Linked DNA regions of Homo sapiens: all the other regions are linked to region 2. A link is a loop called in an ENCODE intact Hi-C map of the cell type or tissue named here. Cell type or tissue: heart left ventricle. All regions are shown on one strand. Each heading gives the region's core, and the rest is flanking DNA. Links, peaks and the distances in the headings are about the cores only. Region 1 has its middle 410 kb from the start of LINC00924. Region 2 has its middle 170 kb from the start of LINC00924. Region 3 overlaps LINC00924 (long intergenic non-protein coding RNA 924).

The links. A loop is a pair of places that touch in the nucleus more often than their neighbours do. Peaks named below come from ENCODE experiments on the same cell type or tissue, not always from the same donor. Only the 100,000 strongest peaks of a DNase experiment are listed, where the experiment ranks them.
Region 1: it touches region 2 in a loop (3.0-fold over the local background); 7 of 110 quality-filtered maps call a loop at or near these places.
Region 3: it touches region 2 in a loop (2.5-fold over the local background); 3 of 110 quality-filtered maps call a loop at or near these places.

Annotation. Positions count from the first base shown.
Region 1 is chr15:95,841,098-95,852,031 of GRCh38, reverse strand. No RefSeq gene overlaps it. Among named protein-coding and RNA genes, the nearest start is that of LINC00924, 410 kb to the right of the region's middle. In heart left ventricle, for the core only: no CTCF peak of the experiment used is centred there; a DNase peak (open chromatin) is centred at 5,951; H3K27ac peaks cover 3,307 bases.
Region 2 is chr15:95,599,321-95,610,254 of GRCh38, reverse strand. No RefSeq gene overlaps it. Among named protein-coding and RNA genes, the nearest start is that of LINC00924, 170 kb to the right of the region's middle. In heart left ventricle, for the core only: no CTCF peak of the experiment used is centred there; no DNase peak of the experiment used is centred there; H3K27ac peaks cover 2,404 bases.
Region 3 is chr15:95,454,755-95,465,688 of GRCh38, reverse strand. All of the region lies in intron 3 of LINC00924 (long intergenic non-protein coding RNA 924), which reads right to left. It overlaps LOC105370993 (a long non-coding RNA gene), which reads left to right. Exons shown (of 3, transcript NR_188326.1): 2 at 880-969; 3 at 1,303-2,102. Among named protein-coding and RNA genes, the nearest start is that of LINC00924, 27 kb to the right of the region's middle. In heart left ventricle, for the core only: a CTCF peak has its summit at 6,740; a DNase peak (open chromatin) is centred at 7,998; H3K27ac peaks cover 3,414 bases.

The DNA of each region.
Region 1 (10,934 bases), core at 3,930-8,929, 240 kb before region 2:
CTTTTGAATATTATATAGAATTTGCCAGTAAAACCATTTGGGCCTGGTGCTTTTTCTTTGAGGCTATTAATTATTGATTGAATTTATTTAATAAATGTAGAGATATTCACACACTCCATTTATTTCTTTTAGTAGGAGATTTCACAGTTTGTGCCTTTCAGTGAATCAGTCTTGTCATCTAGGGTAGGAAATTTGTGAGCATAGATGTTCTCATTCTGTTCCTTTGTTAATCTTTTAATGCCCATATAATATGTAGTAATAATACCTCTTTCATTTCTGATATTGGTAATTAGTGTCATTTCTCTTTAGTTCTTGGTTAGCTTGGCTAGAGGTTTCTCTATTTATCAAACTTTTCAAAGAACCAACCAGTTCTTTATTCAGTTAATTTTCTTTTTCTTTTTCTGTTTTCATTTTCACTGATTTTTGTTACAAGTTTTATTTCTTTTCTTCTACTTGCTTAAATTGTTCTTCTTTCTCTAGTTTCCTAAAATGGAAGCTGAGGTTATTAACTTTTAGTATTTCTCCTTTTCTAATACATTCCTAATACATTGAATACTATAAATTTGCCTCATGCATTGCTTTTACTATACACAAACTTTGGTAAGTTGTATTTTTATTTTCATATAGTTTAAATAATGTTTTAGTTTCTCATGACTTCTTTTGACATATGGGTTTCTAAAAATCTATGGATTTGGTTTTGTGGTTTAATTCTCAAATACTGATTTCTATTGTTATTAATTCTACTTTAATTACATTGTGGCCTGAGAACATAGTTTGTATGATTTCTGTTCTTTTAAATTTGTTAATATGGGTCATCAGTTTTTTAAGCCAAAATTCATGTAGTATCAGTATTATACTCAGTTTCAGCTTCTAAGGTTTGAGTAACTCTAACCATACTTATAAAATGGCATATTAAACATAATGCCCAGTTATTGAATTAATAAAAATTGTAATAGCCAAGCAGATTGTCATTGCTGGCATTTGCCGCAGGAGGGCATTATAGAAAGTCAGTGTGGCTTGCTTAATGTGGAGATTGAGCCTAAAGACATGGCAGGGTACGCTCTGTGAATTGAGTCTCTAATATCAAGAAGCAAGGAAGCCATGATTGTATCTTTAGTCTTCTAACTCATCAGTGGGGAATGTTATGGGTTAGAGGATCAAAAATTCTGTGTAAGGACTTGAACTGATTTTGGAAGTTATAAATAATAATTTGGCCCTCAAGCTGTGAGCCTGGGATGTTCCTCACCCTAAAAAAAAATAAATGATTCTGGTACATTAGTAGGAGTCAGTGAGGATACCTTCCTCATAATAGATCAAGAGACATCTGATCCTGTATTTTTGTTTCACCTTTCTTCAGTTCTAGTTGATTATTACATTTTAATCATGTCTTCCTTGCCTCTGCCTTGTGCTCTTTCATGTGACTGGCAACTCAAACTTGCTGACTTTCCCTGAACACCTTTTGTGCCTCCACGCTTTTGTTTTATCTGTTCTACTGGGATATTATACACATCCTTGTGGGTTCAATTCTTACATCTTACTTAAGACATAAGTCAAATAATCCTCCAAGCTCCCACAAAAGTTGGTTAGCACCTATGTCATGACACATTCTATTTAATATCTTGTATATTTATCTGCATACTGCCTAATCTACTCTAGTAGAATGAAAACTCAGGTATATAGGTATTTAAAAGTCTTATTAGGTAAATAAGTAAATTAGGGCACTGTGTGATTATGATTTACTTAATAATAAGTGAACAGCTATGCGACGTAGTTAAATATACAGTTTAAAGTGTGATAGTCCTGTGTCTTCCTGATGGGATCAGTAATAACAGGATCAGAGTTGTGTCCAAGTTAGTTGATACTAAAGAAATAGTGGGTACAGATAAGACAAAATAAAATGAACCTGAGGGAGAAGGAGGAAAAGTTTTGACATGTGCTGATGGAGAGTTGAAGCTCAGGTTAGGACACCTGAATGAGAGGCCATTTGCCTAAGAGGAAAAAAAAAATCCTAACAGTAACATAGTAACGTTTTTAGCCAAGTGCAGTGGGGAGTACCGCTAATGACATTAACCTGTAAAAAGTTTGTGTTAAAGTGGTACATTTGGGAAAACTAGGGACACTATCCTTCAGGGAATGCATTTTTAGTAAACTGACCTAAAGCCATTGTCCTTTCAGTGATCTAATAGTGAAACCATTTTGATGGCAACAAATGGCTTATTAGGCTGGAGAAACTTTATTTCCTGAGACTTTTCTTCTCCAGAGGTGATATGAAGAAGAATGCCAAGTTGGCTTCAATCGGCTCTTTAAGATAAAAAAGATGGAGACATGATCAGATCTTTATTTTAATACACTGAAATAAGGAAGTCTCTTAGAGTTAGAATAGAAATCCTAAGGATGTGAGCTAATTGTGGAAATCTTAAATGGTAATTAAGTCCTCACATTGTGGCTCTGGAAAGTTCAGCCAAATATAAGGGGATGACTTATATACAGCCTGTACCCAGCAAAATAATACATCTTCCTACAGTCATGGTTATGCAATTGATCTCTGTGCAGTTATTTAGAGGAGTGGATTTCAAACTTAGCTGATCACAAATCACCTGCTTAAAAATAGGCAAAGAGGTTGAATGGGTATTTCTCAAAAGAAGACATACTCATGATCAACAAATACAAGAAAAAGTGCTCAACATCACTACTCATCAGATTATCTAAGTGCACATTAAAAGCAGGGTGAGACGCCACCTCATTCCAGTTCAAATAGCTATTATAAAAAAGATGAAAGATAACAAGTGTTGGAGAGAATGTGGAGAAAAGGGAACACTTATATACTGTTGGTGGGAATGTAAGTTACTATAGTCATTACAGAAAACGGTTTGGAGGTTCTGAAAAAATTAAAAGTAGAACTACTGTATGATCCAATAATCTTACTTCTGGGTAAATATCTAAAGGATATGAAATCAGTATGTTGAAGAGATATCAGCACCCCATGTTTATTGCAGCAGTATTTACAACAGCCAAGATCATGGAATCAACGTAAGTATCTATCAGTGAATGAACGGTTGAAGAAAATGTGACATATAACCACAGTGAAATGTTACCCAGTCATGAGAAAAAATAAAATCCTGTCATTGTCAACAACATGGATGGAACTGGAGGACATTGTGTTAAGGGAAATAAGCCAGGCAAAGAAAGACAAATACTGCATGATCTCACTTCTAGGTGGAATCTAAAAAAGTGTAACTTCGAAGCAGAGAATAGAATGGTGATTACCAGGGGCTGGGATGGGGGTGGTAGGAGATTGGAGATATATTTGGTCAGAAAGACACAAAATTTCAGTTAGATAGGAGGAATAATTTCAAGAGATATATTGTAGAGCATGTTGACTGTAGTTAATAATGTACCATATTGCGTTTTTTGAAAAACAGTAAATTTTAAGTGTTCTCACCACAAAAAATAAGCAAGTAAGATAACACATATGTTAATTACCTAGGTTTAGCCATTCCACAGGTATACATATTTCAAAACCTCTTTTTGCACACCATTAATGTGTGCTTTAGTATAATTAATAAATTAATTTCAAAAAGAATCACCTGGATAATGTATAAAGTACATAAATTCTCTAGAAAAATCCACAGATATAATTATTTAATAAAAATGGGATCTGGCCCAGAAATATGCATGTTTTAGAAATGAGCAAGTGTTTCTGATGATCAGCCAAGTTTGAGAAGTCCTGAGTTAGATGCCATCGAAGAAGCAAGGGAACATAACCTTCAGTGTTTGGGTGTTTGTACATAAAATCTTAAGAACCTAGATGAAAGCAATGGAAAGTCATAATAGAAATTAGGAAGAGGTATCATCTCTGGGCTGCCTTGTCCAGTAATAGAGATTCTGAGCATAAATAATTTCTTTATTCTCTCAGCTTATATTTTTTAATACTATTATCTAGAAAACAGTATCTCCAGTATTTAGTCAATGCCCTGATCACTTCCTCGCCGCCAACAACAACAACAAAACGAAACAGATAAGGAGCAAAAAGGGAAGGAAAGAAAAAGCAAGGAAGCGAGAGCATTTCTATTCATTAACATATTTTCTAAGCAAATGGAAATATTCCTATTTTTAATTTTGTATCTTACTAAAGTCAATTTAATGCAAGAAATGTGGCGTTAGCAAAGCCTAATATAAGGCCATTTTTAAAAAGTTTTGATAAGACGATATGAATCAAATTTTTTTCCAAACCCGCACTATGTTGGAGAGCATAGCTTGTTCCTTAGTTCTTCTTTGAATTTCTTAAAATGGTGAAAGAGAAGCCGGGCGCAGTGGCTCACACCTGTAATGCAAGCACTTTGGGAGGCCGAGGCAGGTGGATCACCTGAGGTCAGGAGTTAGAGACCAGCCTCACCAACATCGAGAAACCCTGTCTCTACTAAAAATACAAAATTAGCTGGGTGTGGTGGCACATGCCTGTAATTCCAGCTACTAGGCAGGCTGAGGTAGGAGAATCATTTGAACCCGGGAGGTGGAGGTTGTGGTGAACCAAGATCGCGCCATTGCACTCCAGCCTGGGCAATAAGAGCAAAACAAACAAACAAACAAAAAAAAAAAAAGAAAGAGAGAGAGAGAGACAGAAAGAAAAAGAAAAAGAGAAAGAAAAGAAAGAAAAAGAAAGAGAAAGAAAGAAAAGAAAGAAAGAAGGAAGGAAGGAAAGAAAGAAAGAGAAAGAAGGAAGGAAGGAAAGAAAGAAAGAGAGGAGACAGAAAGAAAAAGAGAGAGAAAGAGAAAGAAAGAAAAGAAAGAAAAAGAAAGAAAGAGAAAAAGAAAAACAAGGGAGGAAGGAAAGAAAGAAAAAAGAAAGAAGGAAGGAAAGAAAGAAAGAAAGAAAAAGAGAGAGAGAAAGAAAGAAGGAAGGAAGGAAAGAAAGAAAAAAAGAAAAAGAAAGAGAAAGAAAAAGAAAGAAAAGGTGAAAGAGAATCACAACAATTAATTCTTGGACGACCTGTAAATTGGTGGATTCCAAACTGCAAAATCAGGTCCTGGTCCAAGCAGTGTGGCTCCCTTGGGGCTCCTCGTGGGAACTGTCTTAGGGCTTCTTTCACGCTGGGGCCTGAACAGTCAGCTGAATCAGCCTCCTGCATTTTGTGCCCCACAGTGACATTCTCAAACCCTACCTTTCCTGTAGGCTACTGAAGACTCTCTAAATGACTGCAGGTAAAATACCCACCACTCACAGATTAAAAGTCAAAACCAGAACATTATATATAGAAAAAATAGAGCAATAAAGAATCTCAAGCCTTCTAGGTAATTTAGGCAGCTGTCATAGCTTCCAACCCCTCCGTCCCCATTCTACCATGATGGGTTTGTCTTAAAGGAGACATATATACATAATTTATTATTAAAAATTAAATCACCAATATTTTTCTAAATTACAAGCAAGAAAATTCTGAATAGTTCATCAAAATCCTCTTGACCAAACTCATTGCAGTGGGGGAAAAGCACACACTTTTTTTCTTGTTTTGTGAAATGTGACCCTGAAAACTGAAACCTAAGGGAGGATTCGTACGTGTGTGTTGAAGAGTGTTTATATTTCTCTCTCTCTCTCCTGAACAGTGTCCCATTACACAACCCCGAAGCCTGGTGTTGTGTTCTTGTTCCTATTTATTCTATCCTAGTGAGGGAGACCTTTCTGTCCCTCCTCTCTTCCCTTCTCCCTGTGGTTCCCAGAGAGGAACGTGAGTTTTCAAAGTGTCAGAACAGCATCAGTGCTGATGTATAGGCCACAGTTGTTTCTCTCAAAAGGCCTTCAGAGCCCTCCCTTCTCCTCTGTTCCCTTCAAGTTGGGAATGATTCATCAGCTGGCCTTTAGCAAGAAAAGAGGCCAGCCTAGGGTCTCGGGCCTTTGACCTCTGTGAAGAGAAAGGTCACACTGAGAGCAACTGTGCAAGCTCCAAAGCTGGAGACACAGGCATAGAAACCCGAGGCGGAGGCGCCGGGCGAAACGGAGGGGGATGGTGGGAAAGAGTGGGAGTTTAGAAAAGTTAAGAGTATATTTCTAAGAGACTCAGTGGATCAGCTGACAACCGGGGTCAAGGGTCATATTTATGCTTGATTCCCTGAGCATGTTACAGTAACATCTGCTTGTTAAGAGTCTTTAGGGAGCCGGCCTGGGGACCAAGTGCTTCTGACCTCCTTCCACAAAAGGGGACAGGCTAAGAGATTAGGGGTTCCTATTAACGTCTGTGTTTGACTTAACGACTCTCCCCGCCCTCTCCTGGGTGTGATTTGTCAGCTTCACCCCATTTCATTTTATAATCTTGCTAAATATTTAAATGAGCCCCATGGTTGTCAGTGGAGCAGCATCTGAAACTGCAGAAAAGAAAATTAGATTTCTATGGGGAAAAATCTTAGTGAGAAGTATAGAATGAGAAAGATTAAGAGAGGAAGAACAAACCCAGGAACTGCTTTGTGTGGTAGAATGGAGTCATTTCACAAAAACTTGTCAACTTTTCACATCGCCAACAGAATAAAAAGTCAGTTGTAACTGTGTAACAAACTTCCTAACAAGAGAGACAATTTGATCATTCAGTCGTCAGGAGATTATAACTTGATGTGGTGTTTTGCCTCAGTCATTGATGTCCTAAACTCAACACGAGGACAGAACTCACCATCCACGGGAGGTTGAGCGGTGAACATTGATTTCACTCTTTTATTGACCTTTTTTTGTTTGAGTCACTTTTATGCTCTTTATGATCCTTTAAAAGTCTTAGGTTTTATTTTCTCCTGTCACCAAAGACAGGAGAAAATAAACAGATTTATAAATAAAGATAAGTACATTTTAAATGTGTAAAATGCCCTATTTCCAATGTCTCTGGCCAAATTAATAATTAATGAAATCATAAAGTAGTTACTGGAAAATGGGGGTGAAACAACAAAAAATGCACTAAGCTGCTAAATTCTTTTTATTTTTTTAAAAATTATTTTGTGAGTACATAGTTGGTGTGTATATGTATGGGGTACATGAGATATTTTAATGTAGGAATGCAGTAAATAATAACCACATCATGAAAAATGGGGTATCATCCCCTCAAGCACTTACCCTTTGTGTTACAAGCAATCCAATTATACTCTTTAACTTATAACATATACAATTATTATTGACTGTAGTTACCCTGTTGTGCTATCAAATACTAGGTTTTATTCATCTTTTCTATTGTTTTCTTACCCATTAACAATCCTCACTTGCCCCCAAATCCCCAAACCCCCACTACTTTTTTTTATTTCCCAGAAGAACATTTGTGTGTCTACTGGCATCTAAAACACACATTTTGCATTGGTTACAATTACTCAGGTTATGTGTTTCCATTTCCCATAAATTTTGCATGGAAGTTTCTGGAAGGACTCAGCTGGGTTTTATAAAATCCCTTGGTGCCACTGCCAGCTTTTATTTCAGAAGCATACATACTTGATGCCTTAACCACTAGCATGACTTTTTGTTTTAACCTAAGGCCTCCCATAGAGGAATAAAACCTGTGAGTGGGGGAAGAAGCTTAGAAAATAGAGGATATTATTTTTAGCTAGAAAAAAAGTAAAAATAATCGAGTGATATCACGTAACACCCGCTCTTCTGGGTTCCATGCATAACAAAGTTCATGCAGTCTAACTTTCCATGTAACTGCATGAAAACAATCTGTTTGCTATTTATATGCAATTGCCTTGGGGAAACCAGCCCCATGGAGGAGAATAGATTATTCCAAGGTGAATTGGATGTAAGCATATGGAGTCTCTTCAAAGGCAAGGTCTTGGATGTGTGTGTGTGTGTGTTCATGTGTGTGCACACGTGCACACTTGAGGTCAGGGTAGTTGGTGGTGGGGTGGGTGATGGGAGCTGTTCAAAACCACTTTCTGATTACAAATAATAAAAAAAAATTCAATCGGAAGTGCGTTCTGCCAAACTTCACAATAAACCTCCTAGCAGGACATTGAGATTTTCTTAATCAGGGTCAGACCCACAAGCATAAGGCCAACGAGTTCAGTGGGAAAAACGACTCTTCTTCCCAGTTTTTTTTTCTTTCTTTTTTTCTTTCATTTGGAAAGGACCTCCTCATATACATGCAGAGCAATTTTCCAGTACATTAACCCAGGAGGGATCCTCTCTCCGTCAGCTTAAGAGATAGGAAAGTTGAGAAACAGGGTGAAGGGAAGATGGATGGGCCTGGGATATGAGAGAGGACAGTTTTTCCACTGTCCTGCCCTGTACACCTAGGACAAAGACTTCATTGACTGCAGTGCTTGACATCAGCCTCATAAACTAGTCAGCACAAAAGGTCTGACACTTGAAAGTACCAGTCCCTGCCTTCTTTCTATTGCAGCTGTGCACGGGGGTTGGGCCCAACAGTGGTGTCCCTTTGTCAGCCCATAGGACAAGAGGTGAAGATAAATAGTGTTGACTTTAATGTAGTCACACAATTTTGCTATTTCCCAAAAGACAACATTTCCTCCCAGGCCTCACATCACGGCCCCAGGAGAAAGAACTATCTTCCCTTTAGTTGGGGAGTAAGGGTGGACTGGGCTGGGATCCTGATGAGGGTGTGGAGTGGACATGTGGCTTGAGGGAAAAGGGTAGATGAAGGACAAGTGCAGAGTCATGGGATCTGCTCCTTATCCTCTCTGGGGAGATGGTTTGGTTTTCATGCATTCCAGCTTGGTCACAGTGGTTTCTTTCGTTTTCTCGAGTTCTTTGGAAATGGCCCCAGAGGGAGAAAATGCACACAGGAAGGAAGACTGAAAACATGAAGAATTGTATGATTTAAAAGAGTTTTAAAAACCACTGTGGTATCTTTCTGTTTATCACAAAGCCAGAAAGTAAAATGCTTCCCTGAGAGCTTTTTGGTAATATGACTTTAAAACAAGCACTGGAGTAGATGCCAGAATTCAAGAATCCTTTGTGCTGAAGGGAGGAATTGATCAGGTGTGTGGTCCGCTGCATGAGATTGTTGTTATAATTATTCATTATTTGGCTGGGCATCAGCATAGGTAACAAGTTTTTGTATTATTTCCTCCAGTGTCAGGGAAGGAAAAATTTGAAATACTGAACACAGAACTCACCATTGGGGCTTGATGGGTTATGACCAAGTTAGATCGGCTGCACAGAGGCTCACCCTGCCTGAACGCCACCTTAACTCCCTTAACTACTCTGACTGCAGAACGCCACTCTGATTCTGCCTTTTCTCTCTCTAGAGAGACTATCTGGAAGATAACATGTGAGCCATCCCCAGTCATAAGCATCTGTCTGCAGTCGGAGCTCTTCATGGTCAAAGTGGACGCCAAGAGCTTAGAGCATTCAGGCTCTAAAGAGCAATCTAAAAGTATCTTAGGTGCAGAACAAGGGAAATGTGGAGGCTCAAATACTTATAGACCCCTCATGGTCAGGCTGAAGCAAAGTCAGAACTGAGACATAAACGCCAGAGGGGAGTTCTATTTAACCACCAACAGCCGAACTCAGATCAATCACACGTTAGCTGGGTTTAACAACTGGCGGAATTTTCTTTTTCATTCCCCTGTCAAGCTGACAAGGTTGGAGCTTCCTTCTACTGATGGGCACCTCATTGTGTCATTTGAGCATATCCTTTAGAAGTTACTGATCCTGGTCGGGCACGGTGGCTCATGCCTGTAAGCCTAGCACTTTGGGAGGCCAAGGTGGGTGGATCACCTGAGTTCAGGAGTTCAAGACCAGCCTGGCCAACATAGGGAAACCCTGTCTCTACTAAAAACACAAAAATTAGCCGGGCTTGTTGGCGTGCGCCTGTAATCCCAGCTTCTCAGGAGGCTGAGGCAGGAGAACTGCTTGAACCCTGGAGGCACAAGTTGTAGTGAGCTGAGATTGTGCCACTGCACTCCAGCCTGGGCAACAGAGTGAGACTCTGTCTCAAAAAAATACACCATGGAATACCATGCAGCCATAAAAAATGATGAGTTCATGTCCTTTGTAGGGACATGGATGAAATTGGAAATCATCATTCTCAGTAAACTATCGCAAAAACAAAAAACCAAACACCACATATTCTCACTCATAGGTGGGAATTGAACAATGAGATCACATGGACACAGGAAGGGGAATATCACACTGTGGGGACTGTGGTGGGGTAGGGGGAGGAGGGAGGGATAGCACTGGGAGATATACCTAATGCTAGATGACGAGTTAGTGGGTGCAGCGCACCAGCATGGCACATGTATACATATGTAACTAACCTGCACAATGTGCACATGTACCCTAAAACTTAAAGTATAATAAAAAAATAAATAAAAAAATAAAGTTACTGATCCGAGGTATTTTTAAAACTCCATTGTATACAACTCTGCTACAATCTCATTCTAGAGATCATTTCTTGAGGCTAAGATTTAAAGACGTTTCCTTTGATGAGAAAATGGTTGAGATTGGATTTTTTTTCTATGAATCTTTTCACAGAAAAATGAATAGTTGCAATTTGGGAAAACAAATTTCTTGAAAGTAGAGAAAGTACTGACCGGCTTCCCATTCATATCAGTTTAACCTTCTTTTTAGGAGAATACTATACATAACTGATGCATCTCTTCATGAACTTGGAGTATATATTTTGAACTTACCGTGGCTTGCTTTTAAATGGTTATCTGGCAATAATTTTGACCTACTGGTACATGCTTCATGATTTGAAGAAGGCGGGTTTTAACAATTGTCTATTACTTTTGGAATTCATTATGAGTAGGATATACTTATGTTTATTTATCCTTAAGTAGAACCTGATTGTTCCAAAAACCTACTAGTTATCTCCGAATGCCACCCCCGTCTCCATATCTCAGGTCTGTTTTCTGGGGAGACGGCAGCGTGGACCGAATTATGCCCATCTACCTCTGCCTAGTCAACTGCCCCCTTCCTATTCTCAAGGCCTGAGTTCCATCCTCTTCTG
Region 2 (10,934 bases), core at 2,729-7,728:
AAATGAAGGCCGATAATTAATGCCACTCTCAATGAACTTGTTTAGATCAAGCTGTTTTCTTAAATGGATCAGGTGCCACTTAGAAGAACAAAAGAGACTTCTTCCATAATAAATTTGATTTAAAACCACACAGTGGGGCCCTTTAGTATTTCTGCAGAAGGAATGTTTTTACCAATACCTCGTGCTGCATCCAGCTCTTGGAGTTGTTCTTCTGTATAAGCCGCTGAAACTCATGTTCTTCTTCCTAATGGAGGAGAGATGCCTTCAGATGGAAATCTCTAGACCTTTGAATAATCCCATTTTCTTCAAGGTTTAGTGGGGGATGTGGGAGGAGAAAAAGCCATTTATTCTTTTTGGTCGTTCCTCTCACATTTTTTTGAATATTGGAATTTATCTCAACTTTCCTTTGGAACAGTTAACCCTTTTTCTTTATCTTTCATGAACAGAAAAGATTAGAGGGTGCTTGTAATGGAAACTTTATTATTCAGTGAAATTGGAATCTCAGGCCTGATCAGAGAGGGGCATGGAGAAACAGAATATGAAATTTTCAAATTATGGAAAAGTTAGGAATGTGAAAATTAAAGAAATAAAGGCCTACCCTGATCAATATTCATGTTTCCTCTATGGAGGCCACCATTTGGAGACATCAAATTGAGGAAATAAAGGCCCACCCTTATCGATGTTCATGTTTCCTATATTGAGGCCACCATTTGGAGTCACCATTTGGATACACTTGGTTTGATACATTTAGGATGGAGGGAGGAAGAAAGGCTGAAAAGGGTTTTAGATCATGGTGCGCATCCCTAAAGGCCTAGAGGCTCAGTTAAATTTCTTCCTCAGACAACCATGCTCTATAATGACAGACACCAAAAATAGAAAACATTTAAAAAATGGTTCATGATTACACATACCAGCTCAAAGGAAATGACAAACAATTTTGTCAGGAAGCATCGAAAAATGCAGTGACCACAGTGAACATTTCATCACAAACCTCTCTTTTCTCAAATATAGTATCAGGCCATCTTTAATGCTCTTATGTTTGGAAATATGACTCTATTTAAGCATGACATTTTAACTCCTGAGGGAAAATGTCTCTATGTTGTAGTATGATAAGTTAGAATCGTAGAACTCAAAGTTCTGGAATTAAAATTAATATGAAGGACTTCTCATTTGTACTAAAGATATAAAGCCCCAATTTGATTTATAAATATTCTGCTGTCTTGTTGATTAAATAGATAATTTTTCAAAGGAAAATTTTGCTGGTGTATTCTCCATCATAATATTCTTGGCATAATTTTCTAAACTAATGTTTAAGTAGATGAATTAAAGCCATCTTTAACATCATAATACTCACTCTGGAGTTTTCAGTTCTCACCTAAGAAAAGCTAAGTTTCAAACACTAAACAAAAAGAGAAAAGTCAAGCAGGAAACTAGTACACACACACACACACACACACAAAACAATTGTGCATCCTTGGTTAAGGAAACTTTTCTTCCGACTTTCTAATTTCTAACTAACTAAAGTGAAAAATAACAAGCTTACAATGGAAATAAATCCAACAAGTAGGAGGAATTTGAGAAGCAATAGCAGTGGCGTATAAATTACATGCACACGCAGACATTGCCACACAGATATAAATAATCTTGTTTCAAATGGGCCATAAAGTTTAAATTACTTTCCACATCAACAAAGTAAGACCAGGAACAAAATACTAAAAACAAAAACAAAAACCCAGCTAACCTTGGTTAAAATAATACTGTGACCCTCTAAAGAAAACACAAAAAAGTAGTAGTTGATAACTTAATGGTTACCCTGGGTTTCCATAAACATGTCGCTTTCAACATTAAAAATACCATTGGCTTCTAATTTCTAAGAGCAGAGAAGCAAGAGGACTGAGGGTAGACTCCTGGATTTCCACCTTCATGTGTCTTAAATTGTTAATTCATGTAATATAAAGTTTTTGTAAGACTCTGACTCTTAATGTAATTAAAACTTTTCATACCTGTTGAGTTTTCAAAGTATTCAGGTACTTGTTTTTATAAAATAGTAAACAATTGGGGAGTGTTTTAAACTCTGAGTTAATAAAGCAATAGCCTCAAGATCTTGCATTAAAATCACAAAGGCAATATATGATCAATTGAGGAAAAATTGAAAGTGCAGAAACATGAAAGAACAAAGGAGAAAGAAGAGGAAGACAATTCAGCCATTCTACTTTGTTTCTCCTACATATTTCTGTGTGGTTAGAGGAGGGATTATCTTCTCCTACACACACCTATACACCTGTACATAAAATCGTGTTCATATTGTTTTGCAACTAGATCTTTCAGTTTACATTTTATGTGAATAAGTTTTTATGTCATTTATTTCTAGATATTTTTATTTAGATAATACTTCATTGTGTGCTTTCTGTATTTTCTGCATGTAATCTAATATTTCTGTAAACCTAAGTTGCTTTCAAACTTTTGCTGTTATACATACTATTGCAATGATCATTCTTGGACCTCTGTTTTAGTGAATACCCCCCATTTTTTTTCCATAGGATATTCCTAAATATAGAAATTCCTAACAGTGAAATTTCTAGGTTAAAGCATGTTGTGCTCTGAAAAGCTTCTATCGCTTTGTATCACCACACACAAAACTTCACTGTCTTACACTAACGCCAATCTGAAAAAGTAGAAATTGTAACAAATTAGTTTGCCTTTTTTTGACTTATGAAATTTTATCTATATTCATAAATGTACTGACTGAGTACTTGCCGAGTACTGACCAGGACTTGTACTGACCAAGTGCTGATCATTTTCTTATTAAATTGTAAGACCATTTTATTTATAAAGGATATTATCTTTTGGTAGGTCAAATATTTTGAACACTGTACCTAGGTTTTTATTTGCCTTACATTTTCTTACAGTGATCTTTTACTTCAAAATTTGTTTTGCTAGTGTAGTGAAATCTATCAATCATTGTTCCTTTGGTTTTCTGCTTATAAAGAATTTACTCTTGCAATAATTATAACTATCATTTATTGAAAGCTTACTATGTGCTGAGACATGTTCACTGAGTGAAAATAATTATTCACTTATTTTTTCTTTGCTTTTTCTTCTTTTTAGTTAAATTTTAATATCTCTGGAGTTTATTTTGGTAAATTATGTAAAGAAGGAATCTAACTTTATTTTTTGCCCAGTGATAGCCAGTAAAACAGGATTTGGTGAATAATTCAATTTTTCAAAATTGGATTTGAAATGCCACCTTTATTATGCATATTTTAATGGCAAAATGCAAAATAATCATGGCATACAAGACATTCTTCTGTGACTTGTGAAGACAATATTGTTAATTTTAATTTTCAAAAATATGTGTACATGGTTATTACTTCCATTAATAGTATGGTTCTTAGAGAAGTTCATGGATATTAATTAGAAACTTAGGCTTTCTTTTATAACTTAAGTTGCAATCTCAACTCTCAAGTGTATGTAAATTTCAACCGAATCATATAAAATAATGCTGACTAGTATTTTTACTGTAAAAATTATAACTAGAATCAGTAGCATAAACCTTGTCTTAGTCATTCCAATGGGACTCTACCCAGTGAAAATATTGTACACTTATGTTGCATATCAAGGTATTAAAAAAGCCATAGTGCGAATAATACCAGCTTGAATGCAATTTATAAACCTTATTTTATGTGTGTGAAAATACTAAAATACTTTATCTCAGATGAAGAATTAGCTTCCTGTCAGGAAAAATTTAAATTAAGACTTCTTGGTTTACAACTTGGCAAAATCACATCTGAAACCCATTTTTTGAAGCTCTATAAATCAGCAGAGCTCAGCAGAGTACAGTTTTGTTGTTATTATTGTATGTGAAAATATTTAGATCTGGACTGGCAGTGTTTCCCAATCGTGCCAAGTAAAAGCAATCACCTAGATATTAAATTCTGAAAAAATCAAAGAATATAAATGCACAGAAAAAAAGAACCCTAAGCACTATTTCTTTCTAAGAGTATGAATGCTATAAATAAATGATGGGCAGAATCTCTAGAATATGCTCAACCGTATCTTTGAAAAATATAAATATTAAGAGAGTGGAAAACTCTTTTTAATCAAATGTCTACCCAGGAGAGCCACCTTTCTTAAAACTATTTTTGAAATAGAAAATATGTAGAATTTTTCCTTTTACCATTTTGCTTTTCTGGACAGGAAACTATGATTTTTTGGGGGGAGGAAGAAGGGTTTCTTTGTTTGTTTATTTAGTTGAGAACTGTCTGTCTATATGAGCCCAGTTATATTTGATGCTTCTGCCCAAGGGTCTTTTTGCAGAATAAAACTAGAACAAGCACACCCATTGCATGGATGGCTGCAAGAGAATCTATTTCACATCTCTTGTATCATAAGTGGAAAAGCAAAGTTTCCATTTTATCATTTCTTACTCTATAAATATGGGTTCTGTCATAGCAAATTAAAATCACATTAACTTGTGATATGTTCTAATAAAATCTCTTGGTTAAAAAAATTGTGCATTATATTTTCTCAGAAGCGGTATAATTTACGAGGTTAAAGCAAGCACTCTGGAACCTGATCACCTGGGTTTCTGCCCTAGCTTCGCCATTTACTGTTTGTGTGGCATGGGGAAGTTATTTAACCTCCCTGAGCCTCAGTTTCCACACCTGTGAAAGGAGAGTAAAACCGTAAGGTTGGAAGGAAACTTGAAAGGCATTAATATATATAAAAGAACTTGGAACACTGCTGGGCACCTTTTAAGTTCCAGAAAAGATACAATTATTCCTGTTTTCTAATTGTAAATGACACAACTTTTAATGTTGGCTTTTTTAGTGTTTTGTAGTTTTGAAATTGACAGCAATAATGTAACTAGACTGTGCTGTTTGATTGGAACAGAAAAAAAAAAATCTTAAAATGACATAAGATAAGCCATGTCAAGTCATCTGATTTAATGCCTCTGACCAGAGTCCCCAGGCCCCTTTTGGTATAATCTTAGGCTAATCAAAGCCAGCAAGTCATCAGACCCTTGGATAACTGAAATAAAGTCCTAAATGTGATTTTATGAGATAACATAAAAATGGAAAATTTTTGTTTTTTTTCCTTTTCTTAAAATAATACTGAAGAAAAATAAAGTAACTAGACCATATTTTATTCTTATTTAACCAAAAGATTAGCACAGTGGGTTACTGGTTTTCTTCTACTTTTTTTTTAAATTTTCCATTAAGCAAATTCTTTTAAAACAAATTTGAACTTTTCCCATCCCAGTGATTCCCACGGACAGTTGGCAAAGAATCTTGGATAACTTGCAAAACTGGGATTTTTTCCAGGCATGAGTAACTTGTTAAAAAGCCACTATTTCCTTAATACTAACAGTAAATAGAGTTCACATCCACATAAATCCTCTGTGGCCCACTGGGGAAAGTTTTATATGTAAATGTGTGTGTGTGTATGTGTGTGTGTTTGTGTGTGTTTGTGTGTGTGTGTGTGTGAAATCTTTTTTTAATTCATAAAACACTTGACTCTCAGCATGTCTGTTTATATTTCACTTCTTAAAAATAAATACACACTTTTATGCCAGTTGAGGTTAAAAGGTATCCTTTTTCCAGTTGCCTGCTGTGTGCCAATGATTTTATGATGGATGGGTTTAGAATACCTGGCTAGAATTCTTGAAGAATATTTCCCTTCAATTTCTTCTATTTTTAAAAAAGAGAATAAAACTTAGTTACCATGTAATTAAAATACATGTTTTCATGAAATTTGATTTTATTGGAAAAGCTCAAGTAAATATTTTCAAGACTTACAGGAAAAACAAAATGTGTAATTTTAAATTCAAATAGCAAAATCAGTTTGCTTTTTGAGCATTGGGATGGAGTGTATGGTAACCTTTAGCAGTTACTATGAGTATAAATCTCCATTTTATCCATGGATAATAATAGGATTTTCCCATTTACAAGATTTGTTAAGGGAGACGTGCTTTAAAGTTATTATTGTAAAAGTCTGTTGTGTAGACGTGTTTAATGAGGCAGGCAGAGGTTAAGGGGGACTTTGCAAGACCACGTAATGATACAGCGTGGGTCAGGGACTAGAACTTACAGGGGGCATTTCTGTCCCATATCATTTGCCAGTGCTGCATCTATAGCAGAATGTTCTATAATCCTCTTTATCTGGGTGTTGAACAAGCAAACTTCTCTTGTCTTTGCACTGCTGGACTGGGTATATTTTGATAACAGGCAGTCCCGTGAGATATCTTGCATTTCCTGCTTCCGGTCAGATGTTCCAGAAGAATAACTTCTCTACATATGTTTTTGCATTTTTGATCACGATCCCAGCTGGAATCAGGAAGTTTGGAGGCAGCATGGAAATGGAAACTCGATGAAACTCACAGCAGCATTGTTTTGACTTGCAAAAATATTTAATTTTCTGGTGGTCCGAAAGGGGAAAAAAGTCCGTATCAGCTATTATCTACTTAAAACTATGCTACTACTTCAGTTCCTTATTCAATATACATTTTTATTTAAAAGAATAGGGTCCCTGTTATGTGGGAAAAGATTGCCCAAGGTCAGGTACCTAACCACAGAGAGACCTGAGGTGGGAACTTTTAAAATTCTTAATTGAGGACTTAATTAAAACAACATTAGGCATTACCACTGGCTTCAATTACTTCTTGTGCCCATATAAAACCTAACATCTTATAACTCCTCTAATGAACCTAATGTATTTAAACAAAGGAAGAAGGAAGAAATAGATAACTCAGTCTTCTCAAAAAGCTTAAAGATGAATTCTCGACATTGTGTTTTTTAAGACATTCTAAAAGAAATGCTTAATACTCAGCTTCACTTTGCTTATTTGTGGTTCCTTTGTGTACAGGTTGTCTAATTAGGATTAACTGAAAATATGTATGGAGTGTTTAGATGGTGGCTGGTCCCGAAAATGCATTAGAAAATGTGAACCCCTTTACTGATGCCTTTTTCTTTTTGGTTACTCACCTCAGGATGTAGGCCTGATACTTTTTAACAAACTGGGATTTTTAGAGACATCAATAAAACACTGTACCTAAGCTGGAGCTCGTTCTTTTGTCTGGCAAGATTCAGATTGAAATAGAATAGGTAGAAGGTAGGTTTTCTTGCTAATTTCTACCACCACTACTTACATTATTAATGTTTTATTAAATTTAGACGCACACATATGGTCATTGTGGCACTATCCACAATAGCAAAGACATGGAATCAACCTAAACACCCATCAATGGTAGACTGGATAAAGAAAATGTGGTACATATACACCATGGAATACCATGCAGGCATAAAAAAGAATGAGACCGTGTCCTTTGCAGGAACATGGTAGAGCTGGAGGTCATCATCCTTAAAAAAACGAATGCAGGAACAGAAAACCAAATACTACGTGTTCTCACTTATAAACGGCAGCTAAAAGTTGAGAACTCCCGGATACAAAGAGGGGAATGACAGACACTGAGGCCTACTGGGCGATGGAGGGTGGGAGAAGAGAGAGGATTAGAAAAAATAACTATTGGGTACTAGACTTGGTACCTGGGTGAGAAAATAATCTGTACAACATACCTCCATGACACACACGAGTTTACCTATGTAACAAACCTATACATGTACCCTGAACCTAAAATAAAAGTTTAAAAAATTTAGATAAACTCCTTAAGGAAAATAAACAAATATATATGTAAAAATATATATAAATATATAGTTATAAATATATATAAATATATATATATATATATATATGTAGTTATTCCTAAAATCCTGACACATTCTCCAACTGGGGAGATCCGACACAATTGCTGTCATTTTGTTTCAGACAAGCTGGAGAATGTCAATGGAGAAGTCCCAGGTATTTTCTCTCATTCAGCCCCTTTCCTGTGATCTGTCTGAAACTTCAAGAAGAGTTTGCTTTATTGTTGTTGTTTGGTTTTTTTTTTTTCTGTTTTTGCCTTTGTCTTTTCGATATCTTTTCCTATGAAAATTCCAAGGTGTGGTCATTTTTTGTTGTTGTTGGTATGGACCACATAAGAAAATAACCAATATTTATTGAGGATCAACGATGGGTCAGCCTCTTTTTATCCCTTGTCTCATGTAATCTCCTAGCAGTCAAATGACATAGGTGTTCTTATCCCTGTCTTTTATTACGAGAGGCTAGTTGTGGTTAAATTTGGTCAAGTTCATGGATACCATATGGCAAAGCTAGAATTCAAATCAAAGTTTATGCACCTTCAAAGACTGTTCTTTCCTCTGAGTTCCCTGCCCTTCTGTTTCTGTTAAGGGGTGGGATTCTGAGCACCCATCATCAGAGTTAATAAAGCAGAATTCTCCAAGAGTAAAATGCTCCAGGGCAAGCACACACAAGATGTGGTTTAAAAATACAGTTGGAAGGCATTTTCAATCAATGTTAACTTTCTTGGGTGGGATAACTACTTGATGTAGTGAATGCCTCTGCACTTGAAGAGATGCTCTGTGAAGCGTTTAGATGAGCAGAATTTGATATCTGCAGCTTACTTTCACATGATTCAGCAAAATATTAATCATCGGTGAATCCAGCTGCTAGGTATTTAGGTGTTCATTGTACTAATCTTTCACGACTTTCATAGACTTGAACATTTCCAAAATAAAAAGCTGGGGGTAGCGGTAACTTTTGTTCATTGTGGATAACAGAAAATTCTAGTCCACCCGCAGTGACCCAGGGAATCAACTTTCCTAACTCCTGACTTTCCTATATCTTCATTTGTAATCAATGTTGACAATAACAGTTTTAAAATTCTAATTTATAGAAGACAGACTAGGCAAGCAGATGTTCTACTGTTGGTGATTATGAGTTTCAGTGTTGTTGACTATTACAAACCAAAATGTTATGCCAGATTTTGGGATCCCTTGAGTAGTAGTGAAGCTATAAATGGGGTTCATGGGTACTACTAAAAATCTAGTTTCCCCTGAGCTTGGGGTTTTTGGTTGACTGTCCTGTTGCTACCTAGGAACATATTTGAGCTTACTAAATGCTGAATTTAGTTAACTGTAGGACTTCATGAGCCCCTGGGGCTTTCTTAGGATAATCATTCATACTTATGAATAAAAGAGTAGAGAAAAAAGGGAGATGGCTTAACACATAGAGAGGATATTGAAGAAAGTGAAAACGTGAGTCCCGTTTAGTTAAGCACCTACTATATACATCAGTTACTGTAAGAGATTTTCTTCTTCCTCTTACCTTCCCTCCTCTCCTTTTGTATCCCATCCCCTCCCCTCCACTCCCCTCCTTTGTCTTCCTCTTCCCTCCCTTTCCCTTCCCTCTCCTCCTTTCCCAAAGTATTTATAATACCCCTTTCATAGTGTGAGAGGTTGAGATTCGGAGTTTTAGTAAAGACCAGTAAACTCTGGATTCACTTTCAAATCATTGGGTTCCACAAACATGTATTGAGTGCTTGTTATGTGTCAGGCACTGGTGCCTGCCAAGGAGGAGATTGTTTATCTAGTAAGAGCGATTTTAGCTTCAGAACCTATGCTTTGAAGGAAGGGAGAAAGTCACACAGGAGGCACACATTTATTTGGTATCAACTATATGTGAAGCATTAGATAAGCATTTAAAAAATCTGTTTAGGTCAAGCTCATTAGGATGTGGTTACAGAAGAAATAGAAGATATAATCACACTGAGCTCCTCATCTGGTTGAGGAAAGACACCTAACAATGTTAAAAAATATGGAGATTGAAAGGCAATGGCACTGGGAGTCTGGGTACCCTGAATCTAGCAGCATGTCATCTGTAAACACCACCACATCTCCATGTCTTATAGTCCTCATTGAAGGTGTCCTATAGACAGGCCTAAGGAAGGTAATAACACAGATAGTTACGCCAGCATATTTGATCAACAGAGCATGCACAATCAATTTGCATGGAGAATATAGTTTTGTGCAGGGTTGATGTTCACGGTGGACCTATGCAGTTTGAACAGTTCTTATCTCAAAGATGTGGGTAGTGAAATATGGTGCCAAGGGCAAGACAGGGAAGATAAATAGCAAATTATCTGGTCTTGGGAAGCTAAGACACAGATAGCAGCTCTCCTAGGAGTCTTCTGACTGCATCTCTCTGGATCAGGTGAACAACATGGATACCAATGAAGTGGGAGGGTCCTGGAATCATGGCCACTGTCTTGGAAATTCCAGCCAGCTGAAGGATGGAGGATCCTCACTGATATTTAAGCCAGAGTAGACAAGTGCGATCAGGTGGTACCAAAGTGCATATGGAATGTGGGTGGACGGGAATCCCACAGCAACACTCTGAGACTTCCTGGCTGAATCACTCTGCATGCTGGCCTAGATCTCTTCAACATCCTCCCCGTAACTTAACCCCACATCTTATGTCACTGAATTTCATGGCTCCTACTTATCTCACTATGGCAGAGCTTTGCCTTAATTTTCTTAAGATTATGTACATCTCTGCCATCTATTTTCTTTTCTTTTTTATCTTTATTTTTGTACAAAAGAGAGATTGGGACAAGTTAAAAAGTCACTTCAGAAATACTGACACTGCACCAATACTTTCCCCTTTATACAACTGAGGATTGAAAGAAAACTAGGTAAACTATTATATGGCTAATTAAGAGCATAATAAGCCTCTTTATTACTGATACAAAATAATTTAAAATATGTATTGTTACAGCAAAACAATGTATCCAATATACATATGCACACACATACTCTACATATACATATATACATTTGGTTATTGCATCTGAGTAAAAATATCTCTAGAAGATTCACAAAAATATTTATAGGATGAGAAAAGAATGAAATGAACACGGGCTAATGGGTAATTTTTATTGTACTAGCTTTCGAAATCTGAATCGAATGTGATACTTATTCAAAAAATAAGTGAATGTGATACTTATTAAAAAGTAAATAAAATGCAATTTTCTTGAAGTG
Region 3 (10,934 bases), core at 3,869-8,868, 150 kb after region 2:
ATAGAAAAAGTAAAAATAAGGTAGCTTAAAAATACATTCACATTTCTTTATTGGCAACCGCTTCAGTCAAAACCCAGGTATAATTTTTCTCCTAATCACAAAGTGTCACTAATGACATTTTACAAATATATTGACTGTATTTTCTTGAGAGCTGTTTATAAAGTGGATACAATGGTTCATCCTGGTATTTGGCCACCTTTGTTACTTAGCAGGATTGACTGGAGATTGGATCTGCCCAGGTCTCCTGTAATCTGTCCTTTAGATGAGAGGGAATCGGAAAACCCGGACGCTACCAAAAATGTGAATTCAAGTGAAAAGAAAACATGTCCTAGCTTTTGAAGACCCTGAAGTAGTTGAAAAAAGATGATGGGTGTTTTTGACTCTAAAGCTCATTCTAAGGCAGGGAAGAAAAAAAAAACAGCAGATCTCTTTGCTTTTTCCAAAGAACGCTTTTGAGAAATGTGGCATTCCACAGAAGAACACAAAACAGCTAAAGCTTTTAGATGGAATTAAAATAATTGCTGACATTATTTAGAGCTAAACTACAGGCAAAGAAAACATTGAATGACCCAAAATCATGTATGTGGCATTAAAAATATATATATATTGAAATGGGGAAAACAGATTCAGAAGAAATGATTTGTAAGGATGTGGTTAAAACTATTTATATCCTGGGTTCTATTTGTTTTACAGCTAGTGCTGCACGGACAGCATGAAAGGTTATCTTTGACAAGGTTTTAGCTATTATTTTCTTCCAGTGAAATGGTATTTCTTGAGAAAAAAAGGTCTTTGGAACAAAATAACAATAAATCCTGATTTAGATACATAAACCTGCCATTGATATCACATAATATCAGTGTTCTTTCTCACTCGATACAGGCGTTTTAAAGATAAATGGTAAAACTGAACTGGAAATCCATCTGGCCGGCTGCCTGCTCTAATGAATAACCCCACTTTGGCTCGTGCAATGTAAGCAGAAAGTTCTCTCCCGGCCTCTTTCGTCTGTCATGAATCTACAAGACAGCCGACATAATATCTGGGCGACAACAGTGCGCTAACAGTGCAGTGACTTCCATTTTCTTTGCTTTCTATTGATTTTCACTTAATAACTGGCGAAATACTAAACGTCCGCCCTGAGTACCTAATAAATCCTGCCTGAGCTTTTTATTGAGGAGAATTTAATAAAAACAACCATTGCGGCTGAGGGATTTTTCTTTTGGACAGAACATAGGGGTAGGGGACAGCGAGGTTGGGGCAAGAGGTAGCCATTTGATTTTTTTTTTTTTTTTCTTTTCCAAACAGGACTTCTTCCCTTTGGAATGCAAGTGCGGTGGCAGTGTCAAGGATGCCTGTGTGTTTGCAGCAGGTTCCTTCCAGAAGCAGCTGCAAGTGCCACCTCCAGGCCATCTGGCCAATGTGAGGAAAGGAGGCTGCAAGGGCTTGGCAAAAACAACTTTCTGTTCCTCTGGTATCCCCTGATAACTGATTTCAAGTTATGGCCAAGGACTGCCTTATCGCCGTCAGTGGCTGTCAAAAATTTATAAGTATATTCATTTCCCTATTCAACTTAATTGGTATTTTGGGTATGACACTAGAAAAGCAAGTTAGACTTGCCTGTTGGAGTCCAAGGATACCTCCAACAAAATTCTAGACAATAAAAGAAAGGGTAAGTGTCTGAGGGGAGGGGGCACTTACAAATTATTCCATTTAATGCTAATTCGAGGCTTCCAGATTCATTTTGGGAAAATCAAAGAGCAAGAGCTGTATGCATGGCTTTTTAAAACACAAAGAAAATTGGGAAGCATGGGCTTCCCAATTTTCCTGCGCATAAACTTCTAGAACAATTTCTATTGTTGATACTTTAAAAAAAATCTTTTTCTTTTCTGTGATGTGGTCTTTTAAACTCATACCACAACTTATGGCTCCCTCTACTTCCTATATTTTAATTGATCTTGAGGTTATTTTCAAGTCACTGGGCTTAATGAACAAATATTTTAGAATTTCTTCCTTTATATACACTCATTTCTGTCTCAATAAAATGTCTAATCAGGAATTCACTTGTGTAGAAAATAAAAAATAGAAGTACATACCCTTCAAGTGAAGTTAGTTGTTTCTGTGATTTTATAAAATCCATGGACCTCAAGTTTGAGTATCATTGTTATAAAAAACACAGCCATTCAAGCCATGCATGGCACAATTACTCATTAACTGGGCAGCTTTTCCTTCAGAACACGGGAATATGGGGACAGAGGCCATGTGATAATGTTGCAGGCTCCATGTCATGGACCAGTATGGAAATCCTAGCTTTTCCTCCTCTGAAATTGGGTTACTTTGTCCATGAAATGGGGATATTCTTGCCGAACTAGCATGATTGACATCATCTCACCAAAATCTCAACAAACGTATGGGTACCCAACAAATGCTGTTGATTTATTTCATTGGGGTACTTCAGTAATGAGAAGTAGTTAATCAACCGGGTTAGGGTTTGAAATTGGCCAAATCTCAGAAATCACCCTGATGCGACTTAACTCTTCTCTGCCTCAGTTCCCTTATCTCTAAAATGGAACTAATATCAATGTTTTTGAAACTATGAAAAGAATTAATGCACATTAAGTCCTTAAGAGATTTCCTGATGTAAACTGTGGACCTGGGGTGACAATGGTGTGTCAGTGTAGGCTTATCAATTATAACAAGGGGGAGGGGGCTGGGTGGAGCAGGGGTGGTGGGGCAGCTGTGGGGGGGCAGGAGCTGTATGAGAAATCTCTGTCCCTTCTACTCAATTTTGTTGTGAACCTAAAACTGTTCTAAAAGAAATTAAGTCTATTTTGAAAAGTTTCCCTGCACATACAAATACTCCAAAAATATTGGCTCTTATGATTTACAAATAGTGCTCGAAAATAACTGAAAGCAGTCTGTGAATCTTTACAAAGAAGAACTTGACTGTTACGTCATTCTGATGATGGAGCTTTCATGTAATTTAGATAGCAATGCCTTTTTGTTAACCTCAATTTTTCTTTTTGAGTATTATATCCTTTCTGTCCCCAATTCTTGCTGAAGGGGGAAATGGAAGTAAAAACCTTTAATGTTTTCCATTTTTTCGATCATTTGGTTTCTTCTCTTTTTCAGAGCAGTTTCTTGTGAAACCTTATCTGTTCTTCCCTGGACAAAACGTGTTGTTTTCATTGTGTTAGATAGCCTAACACTGGAGAAAATTCAGCAGATCACAGTGCACATCCCCAAGTTGCAATGTGGGGACGGACAGTTCAGACGTGGAACTCCCAGGTATTTGCCGGACTGGTCCGTGTAAGACCTCTCACCGGTTCGCATAAAGGTGTATTGCTATTCAGATAATGTCTTCCCCTGCTCAACAAAAGGTTGTTGTACCGAGCTGTGATTGTGACAAATGATTTACTATTAGGAACATTCTGTAATTATTGTTCGGTGGGACCGCAGACCGATACATCATTAACATGATAGACGGCCTTTGATACCAGCAAAAATAACTAAATTAATAAAAATGGCTTCATTCCAATCCCTGTCAGAAAGCCAATACTCAGAACAATCAAGCAGCAGTGATACCTGAGAAGGCCATAGTTTATATCCCCCAACAAATCAGGTTTCATACAGAAGCAATAAAATATTTGTATATATAATCTCTGTAATATGGATCTGTATAATATAAGAGATTTTATGGAGATCAGCTCTAAACAAAAATATAGGATATGTAAATATTTTCTTCCAAATGATTTAGATGTAAATTTATGCTTTTATGCAATTGGATTGCAGTTTTAGAATATTAGAATTTGCCTTTGACATCTTTTCTTTCAAGATGTCTTAAGCACTGAGAAACATTTTAATGTAGATTCTACAGGCTAAAGTTTCGTTTTTCCTTTCTCTTATTTTCTTCTCTTTTTCCTTTCTCCCTTCCTTCCATCCTTTCTTTCCTTCTTTCTTCTTTCTTTCAATCCTTTCCTCCTTTCTTTCTTTTCATCAACAAATCCCTAATTTATGCTTTAAATCCTTAGCCTCACATTTCTGACATTTCTACACAGAATGAGAGGAAAGAAAGATCTATTTCTGAGTACTCTGTTGAAATAGACTTATAGAAACAAAATGCAGACTACGGGCATCGATACAAAACCTTTGAGGTCCACCTAAGTAGAAATCACAATTACATTTCTAGGTTTTTTTTGCACTTTAGTACTGAAAACAAATTTCAATTAAAAAATGGACAATTATAATAAGGGGGACCTGCATAGAAATCTAAGACTAGGAGCTCTCAAGAAATCAGAGAAAGTATAACAGAAAGCAACTGTTTTCTATTATTTTCTTCCTTACTTATTTTCTCTCTTTCAGTGTATTTTTGTCTGCAATCTCATATCCAAAACTCTTGGGATGAGATGTGTCCTGTAATTCAGAACCGTTATGATTTTGGAAGACATCTTGGCCACAAAGCCAAATACTATCTGCCATCATCAGGGAACCTAGGGTGGCATCCATTAATATGTATGCAACAACACATATGAATACACACCAACTGGGATAAATAAAGACTGCATCGTCCACATAGGTGTGGGTCACATTTTGCTACAAATGAAATCAACTTAGGTCAAAAATAAATGTTGTGTAGAGACTTTTAGATTAAGGAATTGCAACTGAACTGTTCAAACCAACTCTAAGAATCCTGTTAATTTAAATATAATCTAAATTCATCTTGTGTGATTCCATTCACTTTGAATACTTTTTTAAAGACTTTATTCTTTTAGAGCAGTTTTAGTCTTACAGTAGAATTGAGAGGAAGGAACAAAGATTCCCCATATACCCCCTTTTTTTTTTTTTGAGACAGGGTCTCACTCTGTCACCCAGTCTGGAGTGCACTGGCATGATCTCAGCTTACTCTAACCTCCACATCCCAGGTTCAAGTGATTCTCCTGCCTCAGCCGCCTGAGTAGCTGGGATTACAGGTGTGAACCACCACACCCAGCTAATTTTTGTATTTTTAGTAGAGACAGGGTTTCACCATGTTGGCCAGGCTGGTCTCAAACTCCTGACTTCAGGTGATCTATCCTTCTCGGCCTCCCAAAGTGCTGGGATGACAGGCATGAGCCACCATGCCGGGCCTCATATACCCTCACATTCTCACATGCAGTGACTTCCTTCCATCTTCCACCAGACAGGTGCCTTTGTTACAACTGACGAACCTACAGTGACACATCATCACCACCCAAAGTCCACAGTTTACGTTAGTGTTCATTCTTGGCGTACTTTCTGTGGATATTCCATTTCATTATACATTTGTCCTTTTGCACATTGTGACGGGGTTGTTCCACTCTTTTTTCTTTTTTTTTTTTTAATAAGAGACAGGGGTCTTGCCATGTTGCTCAAGCTAGTCTGGAACCCCTGGGTTCAAGCCATCCTCCTGCCTCAGCCTCCCAAAGTGTGGGGATTACAGGTGTGAGCCACCATGCCTGGCTTTTTCCACTCTTTGTAGGAGCTTGAAAATAATAGAAATCACCACTTAATGGATACTCAATAAATACAAGTTATTGGTTGAGTAACTGGTATTGTAACATAGCAGCCTTTTAGAAATGTGCTCCTGTGACTTCATACTTCTACAGAAGTTGCAAGGATCTAAACGCTTCAAACTCTGATAAACTTTATTCACTGACAAATTTATTCTCAGAAATGTTCATACCTTTGTGGAAAAGGTATAAAAATAGTCTGTAATTGTCTACATAGTAGATATTTTATTAAGTAAAGACATTGTTTTCAAAGCCAGATTTCTATCTAAGATGATTTTGAAAAATATCGCTGCTCAGTTCTTCCAATGCCATTGGCATAAGTGAAATCACTGTCAGCGGCTGGCTATAAAGGGAAGAGTTGTACAGAATTGTAGCTCAGAGATGCTGAGATGATATCAAATGTCATTTTGATTCTGAAACTAAAGAAGGGAAGAGTATTGTGCAAGGTGAGGGGAGGCATGCAGGTAAGGGATCCAGTGCAACCTTTCCTGGGTAGTCAGCGAGAGAATCATGCAATTGTTGTTATGGCTAAAGCTTGATTGAGACCTATTTTAAAACTCGTCTTTTCTGCTTTGGCCTTCTCTTAAAGGAAGACAAATGCCCTTGAAAAGGAGTCTTAAAAGTATGATTCACGGACTTGGGAAGAATTACAGGATGCAGACAGCCTAGAGTGGTGCCTCCTGCCCCCAAAGGAGTTCACATTTCCTTCCTCTTAATCTGAGTGAACCATTAAAAAGTTAGTCAGTTCCCTGGAGGCTCTTTCTGAGGAATCTCCTAAAAGGAAATACCCTGCACTGGAAAGGTAATTTACCTAGACAGGATTTAAAAAACTAAGTTCCAGTTCAGAGATAACCAGCGACTTTATATGGGCTGGTGTATTCCTCCTTTTAAGGATTCTCCCCTGAAGTTAGTTAACAAATCAAAAAGGTAGGCAGAACAACATCAAGAAAGAACACACTACCCTTGCACATTTTATTTATTTATTTTTATATGCAATTAAGTCCTCAAACGGATAGTTTCACTGCTGTTGTAATATCAAACTGTAAATATGCAATACATTGATTTTTTTTTTCCTGAAAATAGGCTCGTATTCAAACCAGAAACATTTTGTGTTCTATTCTGAGAATGTTTTTAATTATTTTAGCTAGTGGGAAAACTCTTTTCTTTGGGATAGGGATGTGGGAGGGGAACAAAAATCTGTGTTCTGGACCTTAGGGAGTGCTGTGGTAATTCAGTTTCTGAGGTCTTCAGGAAGCCGGGCTTAGGAGTTGATTCCCTTTTATGGCTAAATAACTCTTATGAATTTGTCTTTTCAAAGTCCACTGGAAACTGGAAAGAGGAGCATGATTACAGAAAGCTGCAGCTGTGAATATTTGCAGAGCAGCTTAGTTTCCCATCTCTATCAATTCTCTCTCCCCTGCCCCCACCTCCAGCAACTAATATCTTAGCATCTTATGGAGTAATATGATAGAACTGTCAAGAATGAATGAGGACTTTGGGCCGTATTAATTCCCATCAACAAACTAATGTCTAATGTTTTGTAGGCTACAGATAAGAAGTTGACCACTGCATTACATTTGTCAATAATTTTTGCATTTTCTAGGGTTAGGTTCATGGAAGGAATTTTTTCCTGATGGTGGTGAGAACGCTGTCAAGATTTTGTTGCTCAAATAAGATCAGAACATGCATTTGTTGTTTGCACACTTTTTCCTGGAAGAAAATGGAGGGGAACTATAAACAAGCAGAAAGGTGGAAAAATGCAAATGCTGGAGTTGGAGGTGGCTTATATAGGGAAGTCTCTGTATATTGAAACAAATCAGGGAGACTGGGCCAGGCCAGGCAAGAGAGGACAGCACATTCTCATCTTTTACTTCTTCTGAAATTGGAAGTACAAGATTCTGAAATTCTGGTAGATTAAACGAGAACGACAAGCATCTTTTTGCCTCAAGAAATTTAATGTTTTGTAGCCATAGGGCAGGATTCCGATACCATACTGTATTATCACAAGCTAAAGTCAAAAAAGAAAGAAGTTTTGAGAATGCCTGGATTTGTATGTTTTCAATACATAATACAACTCTTTCTGTGTGAAATGAAAGGCAGATCGTGGGAAAATGTATGATTCTATTTATAGTCAAATTTAAATTATCTGATTATAAGGCAAAATTAGGACAGACTTTAAACCTGCCCTTTTAGTGTCTAATTTGCCACAAAAAATAGTAAAACTACTCACATTTGATAAGCAATCTGTCTTGTTATTTCTTATCCTATGAACTATGAAAAAGAACTAAGAAAAATTCCCCTCTTTTTTTTTTCTTTTCATAAAACTCAATCCAGGGCCTGCATATTATATTCACATTTTTTCTTGTGTGCTTCCTTTTGTATGTTTTGGCCACACTGGCGGAATTTTCTATGATAAGAGGACCACCAATCCAGTATGCATGGTGTGGGGTTGGCCCGTTGAGTGGGCCCCACTGGGCCTCCGGGGAAGAGGGCCAGGAATTCACAGGGCTTGATTACCACCGGGGCTTTTTCTGCTTTTAAGTTAACTATGTTCTTCCTGGTAAATCAACGCCTCGACTTCGGAGATTGAACATCAGCTCTGTGATTGAGCAGAAACTCTGAAAAGAAGACTTGCCAGCAATGCCTACCTGACCTTTCTCCAAACTTGTTATAAGGAAAATAAGAAGGTGTCCAGGAGAAAGGGAGTCGTTGGATGTGGAACTACTAGGGGGACTTAAATGTTTTTAAACCAGCTTCCACGGTGACATATGTAAACAGAAGTCAAAGTATCTTCATGCATACAAGATAAACATTTATCATTTAGCTTTTCATTTTGTGTCCATAACACTTGCATGTGCCTGCCATGAGTATTTTCTTTCTAAAAAGCATAAAATTAAATTTACCAGGATGCGTCCAATTGTGATTTCTCTATTTACTTCCTATGATCTAACACAATCTGGTAAATATTTATGGGACACATGTGCCATTAAAGTGGCTGGGTTATATGTTGGTGACATGAAGATAGAGTCGTTAATACTTGAGATTGGTCAAATGGCTCTGTTAGTATTCAAATTTTCTGTTCTTAACATGGTTGTTAGCATTTTCTTTTTGATAGGTTTGGTTTTATTATTGTGACCAATTTTTTATCTCTCCTTGTATCTATGGCCTATGATGTGTGATTTTCACATGTGACTTAAGGAGATAAGTATATGAGCTTATCCCCTGACTTAGGGTTACCCATATGACTTGCTGTGGCCAAAAGAATAAGGTAGAAATGAGAGCATGCCCTAAGAGGCATTGCATGGTATTGCTTTCTTTCTTATGCTTATGCTTAGCCATGAGAACATACCTGGGCAGCACTGTTTGTCCCAAGGGGAAGATGAAGAACATAGAGAACAGAATCAGCTGAGCCATCCCAGCCAAGCTTAGCTATGATCAACTATGTCCTAACTGATCTCCGGATGCATGAGTGATCATAAACCCTAGCTGTCTAAAGCCACTACCTTTTGGAATGGTTTGTTATATAGCAGTCACAATAAGATTTATTCTTTCATTCATTTATTAATTTTCAAACATCAGTTGGACACTTCCTAAGCCCCAAGTTCCGTGGCAGAGGCCTGAGATACAAAGTGCAAATTTCCAGGGAAAACAGAAAAATGGAGCAGTCAATAAAATAGATGCGCAAAGTGCTGAGATAAAAGTGTGCCTTGGGTGCTATGGTGAATCCTTAATAGGATGGTATAAGAGGCATTCTGGAAGAGGGATAATGCCACGTGAAATTTTAAAGAGTGAATAGGGATTAGGAAGGCACTAACATTGGATTTTGAAGAGAAAAAGAGTAGAAGGGCATTCTTCGCAGAGAAAGCACAATCACATTTGCAAATATCCTCGTGCTGAGAAGCAGCCTGGTGCTTTGAGGCCGCAGCAAGGCGCCTGACACAAGCAGGAACCATGCTTTGCATTTTTTTTTAACTCAACATGGTACTTAACATAGCCAAGTCAAGTATGGTCAAGGGATGGCTTGGCAGTACTATTGGGCACTGTCTTAAGTAGAAACTAGAGACAATGTCTAAGAAAAGTCACCTTAGGGATACCCAGCATCCTATGTGAATTCAGACCTAACTGCTTGAGAATGTCAAACTAAGGCAGGAAGTCTTTTGATTATTTGTGGTGTTTTTCTCTTCACTTCCTGCTTTGATCCTATAGCACAGGAACTAAAGTATTCTAAGGGAAACTACTTCCTTGGTATTTTTGGCGTGCCTCTTACCAGGAAATTGGTGGGAGTGTCAGGGGTACCCTTTTCAAGAGATTTCCATTTAAACTATGGGTGGGGGTGGGGGTGCATCCACTTCCTAACCATTTAAGGCTTTAGTCATTTGTGGTTTGCACATTTTCACCATCATAAAACTTCGTTGAGAAACAGTTAGGAAGTCCTTAAAGGTCCTATCATCACTTTATCTTAGCTGCCAAGTTATAACTCTGCCATCTATATGAAACTATGCTTTAAATAGAGAGATCTGAAACATAAGCATGTTCCAGTTGGAAAGAGGCTCTGAGGTAGATCACCTGGCAGTTTTCCCCTCATTTACCAAGTTGGAAGGAAATGCTCTGAGGAAAAAAATATATATATTGGTTCAAGGTCCCATTAATTAAGGACAAAAATGGAACCATACCCCTGGTTCCCAAGCTGGGGGTGCTTAGCACTACCCAGCTCATGGATTCTTGACTTTTTATGCAGCACACATTAAACCTGAATCATGGACAAAACTTAAACAGAGAAAAAAACAAAGTGTTTCAAATGTCTTAGAGCAAGAAACAACAAATCAAAAGAGAAAATGGCAATTGGAATCTTTAAGAACTGAAGGAATTTGCTTTTCAGGTATCAGGCTAATTTAGAATGATAAAACAATTAGTAAATTTGACATGTAGGTGTATCAAGTAGGGAAAGATACGGAAGGGGAAGAAGAGGAAAGAAGACACTACATCTTTAAATTGAATTGAATGTTCTGTGACTTTAAGTGAAAGCTCTTCTGTTGTTGGGCAAATAAATTTAAACCACTTAACATGGCAGAGAAGGTCAGGCAAGCTTATTATAGTGATCATAGCGTTACAGCTATTGCGATTGACCGCTGCTCTCTGGAATCACCAATAATCAGAGACCGCAAGCTGTGTTTGCAGAGAAAGGTCATCATTCATTTTTTTCAAAGCATTAATATCTTTTGTTTGTTTGGCTCAACATGAAACAGGAATCGATAGAGGTAATTCACAGAGCAATTAGCCCCTCATCTGTCAAACGGCATCTGGGTGTATTTAACAAAAAGACCTTTGGAAAGGTTTAAAAAGGAAGAAAGTGCCTGTACGGTCAACAATTTATATTTTTCTACATGACATGTTGTGTATGTATCTGTAAAA